Linked DNA regions of Homo sapiens: region 2 is linked to region 1. A link is a loop called in an ENCODE intact Hi-C map of the cell type or tissue named here. Cell type or tissue: heart right ventricle. All regions are shown on one strand. Each heading gives the region's core, and the rest is flanking DNA. Links, peaks and the distances in the headings are about the cores only. Region 1 overlaps TPRG1 (tumor protein p63 regulated 1). Region 2 overlaps BCL6 (BCL6 transcription repressor).

Region 1 (4,397 bases), core at 243-4,242:
GCAAGAAGCTGATGTGATGAGACACACCATTCCTAGAATTTTTCCTTCTAGCAAACTTCTTCAGAACAACAATCAAGACTGTCTTTTTCCGCCCTTGTCCCCTTTCAGTGTCCCCTAGCTTGGGGAAGAACCCTCCCTCCATCCAGTTATTCAAGCTAGAGACCTGGGAGTCATTCAGACTCACCGTATTTCCTCACATTCCATGCCTAGTCCTACAAATTTTACTCCTAAGATAAAGATGTCAACACCACCCACCTCTCTCCATCTTCCCTTTCACTCTTCTAATTCAGTCTTTCATCATCTGCTGCCTAGATGATTGCAATCACTCTCACTCTAGGCTTGGGTTACTAGTCACCCAAACCTGATTTACTTACATATACTCTTGCTGCCTTCCAATCCCTTCACCCTACTGCAGTGAGGGGATCCTTTGGAAAAAAAAAAAAAAAAAGCAAACCTCATCTTTACCGCCCTACCCTGGTTCAAAACACTTCAACAGTTCTTGCTTTTCTGAGAAATTACAAAAACCTTACCCTGGTCTAAAAGTTTCTGCAGGGTCAAGCTCTACCTACTTCTTCAATTCCCTCTCAGGCCAAGTCCCTCCACTCCATTTCCTTTATCTTCTTTCAGATCCTTGTATTCACTGTGCCCCCTCCAACTTAAAGGCCTTTGTACATGCTGTTCCCTCTGCTGGCAATGTTGTTCATGAATCTCCACCTAGTTAACTCTGACAGAGCTGAGCTCCATTACCCTTTACTCCAGCAAGCCTTCTCAAACCTCTGTGGCTACTTGTCTTCTTTCTGATATACACTTTCAGACCACACATATTTCCCACTTATGGTACTTACCTTGGATGCTATTGTATAGTTATTTCTATGATTACATAATTAATGTCTGTCTCCCCTCCTATACTGTAAACTCTGAAAATACAAATTCAGTTCTTAGCCTTGTGTCTCCAAGGTTGTAGTATCCAAAACATACTTCTGAAATGAATTACTAAAAACACAAGCTATCCTGGCACTGCACAACCTATATGCCTTGGTTCATGCTGTTTGGGGAACCCGACTTTCAGGTTTATATATTGCAATAGTACCCCACAAAATAACGTATTTTCTGTCAATAAACAATCAGTAACATTGCGGAAATGTTCATGCCAAAATAGTGAGAAAGAGCAGGATACAGAATGTTACCTGCGGTATCCTTCCGATTTTGTATCAACAACAAAATAATCCACATATCAAAATGTTAACAGTGATTATTTGTAAGTGGTGGAATTTCAGGTGACTTTTATTACTTTTTATGCTTTTATTTGCCAGAGTTTACTTTTTCTGACCATAAACACATTAAACTTTTTGATATCAGTGGCATTTTTTAAATAAATTACCCATCCATAGGTTTGCAGCTTAAATGCTGTCTATTCCATGGAAACTTACCCTCACCTCCCCTACCCACAAGTGGCTAATATCTTTCCTCCCTTTAAATATGCACAAGGCCAAGCGTGGTGGCTCAGGCCTGTAATCTCAACACTTTGAGAGGTTGAGGTGGGAGGCTCACTTGAGCCCAGGAGTTTGAGACCAGCCTGGGCAACACAGGGAGACCTTGTCTCTACTAAAAATAAAAAAATAAGAAAGATAGCTGGGTGTGTTGGTCCGCGGCTATAGTCCCAGCTACCTGAGAGGCCAAGGTGAGAGGGCCACTTCAGTCCGGGAGTTTGAGGTTGCAGTGAGCTATTGTAGCACCACTGCACTCCAGCCTGGGGTACAAAATGAGACCCTGTCTCCTTCAATCAATCAATCAATCAATGTGCACATGCCTCTATCAGTGCTTCAGTTGTGGCCCTAATCACAGTTTTCTCTATGTTACAGTGCTTTCTATCCTACCCATTCCTCCCTCCACGCATATTAAATGGATGCCTCTCTAGTGTAGAATCAGTGCTTTATTTTTATCTGTGTCTCCTCACTGTGCTCAGCAAAGAGTCAAAGAGAGAGTAAGGGCTCAACAAATGAGCAGGTCACAGAATGAAAAATATAGAACCATGAGATCCATTCCCTCTGTTGTGAGAGCCCGTCTTCCCTGGCGAAGGAGTCTGTGCATCTCTTCCAGTTGCCACTTTTCCTCAGCACCATTATCACTTCCCCAATTGAGGAGATGGAGCCTAGGTTCTCCCCCAGATAAAAAGGCACCTGAGAACTCGTGAGTCTTCAGTTTCCTGGGATGACAACAGTTTCACCAGCAGAGGGCAACAGGCAACTAGGAATCACAGGCTGGATCCATCCTGAGAGCTTCCAGTGCCCACACCCAGTTACTCAAATCATCACAGATGCCCTCCCAGTGGCCCCAGTCCCACGCCCAGCAATACTTTCAGTTGCTCTTTTAAAGCTGTGTCAAATTATTTTGTGGTTTGGAAATAATTTCCTTCCAAGAAAGATTTTATTTTAATATTATTCTCTGTCTCCCTCTCTTGCACACAAACACACACACACACACACACACACACACACATACACACTCAGTAGAGGTATCTTCCTTTATATTAAATAGTTACTATTCCTAATTTACAAATCAACCTTCATGCACCCTTCAAACCTCTTAGCCCAGCCCTTGAAAAGATAGTATCTTGGCTAACAAGGAATCAGCAACCCAGGAGGAAAAAACTGAATCATTCATTCCACACGTATTCCCTGATCACCCACTGGGTTTCAGGCCCTGAAGAGGATCCAATTTTGTTTTGCTCTTCAAACACAAACAGATGAAAAATGCACGGCACTAAAGGAAAGCAATTTCTCTCCCTCTGAGTTAAGTGGAGTCGTGGAAGACCTTTAGCTAACTAATCCACAGATTCACATATTTTTCTTTCAGTCATTTGGTTCCTCTTCCCCTGGGTCTTTCCAATTTGCTTAAAATAGAGGACTCTCAAAGTAAACACAGGATACTAATAGAAACCCAATGGTCACCAACCTTCCCTGTTCCCAGGTTTCCTGACTTGACTCCCTGGAGTTCACTTTTCCCCCCACTATCCCATGCAGACAGTCACATACCAGGCTCTGTACTAATTACCAGGAACAGAGAGAATATTATACCATTATTAAGGAATATACAATCCTCTGAGATGTGAGGGGGAATATGTAAGGAAGAGTAGTGTGGTGTAACGAGGCTTGACAATGGTAACTCAAGCCCACAGAAGCTGAACTCAGGTCCCCAGATTCCCAGCCTCTTGCCCATAGGGCTTGCTACTCCATGTATCTATTCGATGCCCTTGAAAAAGGTTATCTTATCAACCCTTCATTTCCTGCTGTTTGGTAAAAATCTCAAGGTTGGAAAAGCACAAGTTGCAAAGTACGAATGATTCTTTGAAATGTTCACAAGGAAAGGACTCAGGAGTATTTATTCAGGAGTATTTATTCATTTTGTTAACACTTCTTTAAGGTGCACTTAGTATAAGACAGACAGAGTATCCCCATAAAAGACAGGTAGGAAAAACCTGGAAACACCCATTTATGTATCCCTTAAAAGCTACTTTTTCTCTTTAGTAAGGAAAGTCCTACCATGAGTTCCATCATATTGTTCCAGTTGATTACAGAAAAAAAAAGTGGCCATTTTTTTCTTTATAAAACAAAGGGCTTTGTAAGTTCTAAAAATACAATAAAAATCACAAACATTAAGTTTTAGTTGAAAGAGATAGATATACACCCAAACACACACACACACACACACACACACACACAAACCAGGTTTGAAGCTTCTGAAATTTACATGAACTGAGGAATAATTCTGCCATGAAGTTTTCTTAGATTATAACAACAGAAGCCTCCATATATTGAGGGTCTTCTATGGATCAGGTATTGTGCTAGTAGCTATGCACATATCATCTCTTTTAATCTTCACCAACAATCCTGATAAATACAGATGAGCACAAGATTCCTGAGCAGTGACGGGCTTTCTATCACACAGGTCTGGGGTTGGAAATGCAGCTCTGCCACCTACTAGCTGTATAATCTTGTAAAAGTTACTTATCCATTCTAAGATTTGGTTTTCACGTCTCCAGCATGAAGATAATAATAGTGTATTCCTCATAGGACTGTTGTTAGGATGAAAGAGATATGACATACGGAGAATTTAATGCAATACCAAGCACACAAAAATGTTCAAATATTGTTGGTTATTAATATGATGGTGACGATGATGAAGATTCTTCTAAATCCCTTAAACACTTTGTATATTCACTGAATAACAAATGAGTTAATGAGGGGGTGAGTGAAGTAAATCTACTTAAAGAGAAGTCCTCAAGCCTATAATAGTTTTCGGATATACAAAATATTTTCATTTTAATTTCCTAAAAAAATTAAAAGAGAAGTCATTAATTCCATATGTATGTGTGTGTGCATATATATATATATATA
Region 2 (4,374 bases), core at 375-4,374, 1.5 Mb after region 1:
TAAGAGCAGAGCTGGAAAATGTTTGTTAGCTTGTGGTAAAACCACACCAGCTGGCAAGCTGCAACTATCAAAGCAAAACTAAATGTGTATGTCCTAAAATAAGACTATAGTGGACAATCTTACATTCGTTAAATCAATTTCTGTTTGCTTTCTTCTCTTCTCTGTAGGTTTTGAGCAAAATTTTGGACTGTGAAGCAAGGCATTGGGTAAGTAAATAAAATTATATGCTTTAAAATGTTGGGACAAACTGTTTCTTTTGAATTTGCCAATACATGTGTCTCTGTGAACTTTGCCACTGTTCATTATATGAGACAAGGATAACCAGTTCCCTCTACATCACTCCTAGTCCTCATCCTTCACCTCTGTATTAGACTGTCTTACCACTTGCATGGTCAATCATTGTTACTCTTTCTTTGTACAAACTAATTTAGCCAGCTAATGTTCACCAACAATATGCTAGCTCCTCGAGGTACAAAAGTCAAGCAACTCTAAAGCCTAACAGTAGAGAGAGACCAATGGTGACTGAGATGATGAAATAAGATACCTATGAGAATAGCTATGAGTTTTGAGAGCCTCCTATGAACGAGGAATGTATTTCTAACTTTTATAACCACATAGGTATTACTACTTCCATTTGGGGAAACCAAAGCCCCAAACCAGTAAACAACCTGCTTAAAGTCCCACAGCTAGCAAAAGGCAAGTCTAGCCTGATAATCTTAAAACACAGTGTCTTGACTGGGCGCGGTGGCTCATGCCTGTAATCCCAGCACTTTGGGAGGCCAAGTTGGGCAGATCACGAGGTCAGGAGTTTGAGACCCAGCCTGGCCAACATAGTGAAACACTATCTCTACTAAAAATACAAAAAAATTAGCTGGGCATGGTGGCAGGCACCTGTAATCCCAGCTACTCGGGAGACCGAGGCAGGAGAATCACTTGAACCTGGGAAGGCGGACTTGCAGTGAGCTGAGATTGCACTATTGCACTTCAGCCTGGGTGACAGTGTGAGACTCCATCTCAAAAAACAAAAACAAAAACAAAAAACACGGTGTCTCTCCATTGCAACATACTCACTACCTGTCAGTGCTTGGCAGAGTATTTGGTATGTGGGAAAAACACTCAACAAATATTCATTCCCTTTGCTTTTCCCCTAAAGGGCTTTCTATCCCAACTTGTTGGATAAAAGTTATTCTCCCCATTTTAAAACTATGAAGAATAATGGCCAGAGTTGGACTATGAATTGTTCAAAGATCAAATACAAGGGACCTGAGTTGCATTCTGTACCTTAGCAGGCTAAGCCACCTGCTCTGATACCTGTGGCAAGCAGGAAACAGGTTCTGGAGGACTAACAGGATTTTGGCCTCTTTTTTCAAGTGAAGACAAAATGGCCTCGCCGGCTGACAGCTGTATCCAGTTCACCCGCCATGCCAGTGATGTTCTTCTCAACCTTAATCGTCTCCGGAGTCGAGACATCTTGACTGATGTTGTCATTGTTGTGAGCCGTGAGCAGTTTAGAGCCCATAAAACGGTCCTCATGGCCTGCAGGTGAGGGATCTGAAAGGAAAGGGTGGGTAAGTCAAAGTGGGGTGATGGTGCTGGCAGCCAAGCAAGGCAGAACATGTGGGCCTTTTACTGCATCTGGGATGACGTCTCGCTTTGTCTCCAGATCTCAGCACCATGGCGTGGCACAGTAGGCTCCCAAGTGAATGAATGAATGAATGGATGAATGCACTTTTAGAAAAGAAAGAGCCACGTTCTGTGGGCATAGAGGGAGAAAAATTATATACTGCCCCAAGAAAGGATGTGTTTGGGGCAGACATGGAGAATAACTTCAGTTAACCAGTGAAAAAATGAGAAAAGATTTCAAATGAACTTTCTTTGTCTTTAAGTAGCTTAAGCAAGTTAATTTGAAATGTTTTGCTCTTTTATGCTATAAATGTATTTATTTTTTGCTACAACTGAATTTCCATGGGTGTTCAGAGTATATGCAAGAGTTAGTGAGAGTGAACTAGCTGATTCTTCATGTTTATCAAGTATTTCGAGTTTTCAGAGCAATTTTATATTACATGATATCATCTTCCTGGATCTTTTTAGTAGTCTTCAGTGTTATGCATTACACTATTGCCTTCATTTTATAGATGGTAAAAGGAAAGCACAGGGAGGTTAAATGATACAGAATCAGGGATCTCTATTGCTATTTGAAAACTTATCCAACATCTACTCTAAGCACCTGATTTTTAATAGTGGAAATAACAGAGGCTTATGGAGATATAAAAATAATAGATAATGTTTAGTGAATGCTTACTATATGCCAGGCATCATTCTATATCCTTTACATTTTTATTCTTGCCACAACACTATAAGGTAGACATGATTGTTCCTCCTACTTTGAAGATGAGTAAAGCAAGATGCAGAGAAGCTAAATATCTTACCCAAAGTTGCATAGCTACTTGGTGGAAGTCTGGCTCACTTCTGGCAACCCACTCAGAAAAAGTAGAATCAAGAATCAAGATGATAGCTCAGAATTCTTCTTTACAATTGAGTACTCTTTCCACCACCAGACAGCATGGCACCTGGAGGCATTGCTTGGGGTTTGAGTTGGGTCTTCAAGGAATAACAGACCCTCTGTTAATCTATGGACTTTGATAAAAGCAGTAGAGTATAGATGTAGGCATATTTTTATTTATTTGTCATTCATAGCCAAATTCTAAAAAGAGATAGAATTTTAAAAATAAGTGTAAATGCAATGGAACAAGAAGGAATGCTTATGACAAAGGTAGACTAAGAATAGTTACTGCAAAGGGGCTAAATTTAACTCTGGTAATCTGTACAGTTAAGACTAAAAGGAAAACAGGCCCTGTGACTTTAAGAATATTCACTTAACCCCCCTGATCTTAGTTCCCCTATTTGTAAAGGCAGAGAGTGATAGTACCTACCTTGCAGCGTTGTAAGGAGCAAACGATAATGTATGTAAGGTGCTTAATGACTCCTGACATTTGGTAAGCTCTCCATAAATAGCAGCTATTATTAATTACCGTAGAAGTTCTGGAGGTAGGCCCAGGGGAAAGGGGCTGAGTATCAGTGCTGACTGTAAGGGATCACAGATTCGATATGTCTACTATAGTGGGACATTTGTTTGTTTTACAGTGGCCTGTTCTATAGCATCTTTACAGACCAGTTGAAATGCAACCTTAGTGTGATCAATCTAGATCCTGAGATCAACCCTGAGGGATTCTGCATCCTCCTGGACTTCATGTACACATCTCGGCTCAATTTGCGGGAGGGCAACATCATGGCTGTGATGGCCACGGCTATGTACCTGCAGATGGAGCATGTTGTGGACACTTGCCGGAAGTTTATTAAGGCCAGGTGAGTTGCTACCCGGGTGGAAGCGTCGGAGATGGAAGAGATAGTCCCCGATCAGAAACCTTTGATAATTCATGCATACAGAAAAAATACTCCTCTATGATATGCTGCAACCCACATTTCCACTCTTGTTGCACACTTCTGCTCTTCTTAACTCTTGTGCCCCAGGCAGACTTAACTCCTGTGGCTATACAGGTATGTCCTATGCATTACCGCATCTTGCTTTCTTCCATTCACTTAATATACCCTCTCCTCCCACCCATCCTGCAAGGCTAATCTTGGATGCCAGCTCTTCCATGGAAGTGTTTCTGATTAACACTTTTCCTCCCTCAGCTCTTCCTCTGTGTTGTGAAGCATTTTGCTGGTGCTTTAAACTTTCCTTCTATTTTAATATTTGCATATGTATTTTAGTTCTCCTTTAGACTTCTATTATAACTATTTACATATGTGCCTTAGTTCCCGACCAGACTGTGAGCTACTCAAGGTTATAGGGGCTATCTTACTCACCTTTTATGTCACGCTGCTCCTACTAGGCAGGACATTTATTGAATTGAATGGAGTTCACTGAGTTTAATCTCCTACCTGAGGGGTGATAAGACATGACCTTCATTTAAAGATGAGGAACTTGAGATCCAAAGAAGTGAAGAGCTTCACTAAGTGCAACAGAGACTCAGAGCTTAACTTCTTTAGAACCTTTTGATCCAGCCATGCTAGGGTGATTGCATCCTCGCTCAAACAGAAGGGTTTTCCAGGCTGTGTTTGAAAACCTCCAGGAGCCAGGAACTCAGTGTTCCCAGAACCACACAGCATACCTTGGACAGTTAGAAAGCTTCTCTTTTTGGCTTCTCTTTAACCTTCTTATGGGTTCTAGCTCCGTTAACTGTGATCATGGTGAGCTTGCCTATTTATTTCACCCACATGATGTTCCTTCAGGTATATACAGCTAGAGTTCTTTGTCTCCTGTGAGTGATGACGGTGGCAAGATCATCATTGCTGTCATTTACAAGTACT

What was found. Peaks named below come from ENCODE experiments on the same cell type or tissue, not always from the same donor. Only the 100,000 strongest peaks of a DNase experiment are listed, where the experiment ranks them.
Region 2: a loop joins it to region 1, with 6 times the contacts of the local background. A loop is called at or near these places in 25 of 110 quality-filtered maps.

Annotation. Positions count from the first base shown.
Region 1 is chr3:189,231,269-189,235,665 of GRCh38, reverse strand. The region is part of intron 3 of TPRG1 (tumor protein p63 regulated 1); the gene reads right to left. Among named protein-coding and RNA genes, the nearest start is that of TPRG1-AS2, 7.1 kb to the left of the region's middle. In heart right ventricle, for the core only: CTCF peaks have their summits at 2,026 and 2,226 (motif pointing right); a DNase peak (open chromatin) is centred at 2,295.
Region 2 is chr3:187,730,701-187,735,074 of GRCh38, reverse strand. BCL6 (BCL6 transcription repressor) reads left to right here. Exons shown (of 10, transcript NM_001706.5): 2 at 168-206; 3 at 1,372-1,542; 4 at 3,145-3,366. The coding sequence starts at 1,382. It overlaps LOC100131635 (hCG1645011-like), which reads right to left. Exons shown (of 3, transcript NR_034062.1): 3 at 2,660-2,704. Among named protein-coding and RNA genes, the nearest start is that of BCL6-AS1, 11 kb to the left of the region's middle. In heart right ventricle, for the core only: no CTCF peak of the experiment used is centred there; no DNase peak of the experiment used is centred there; H3K27ac peaks cover 2,825 bases.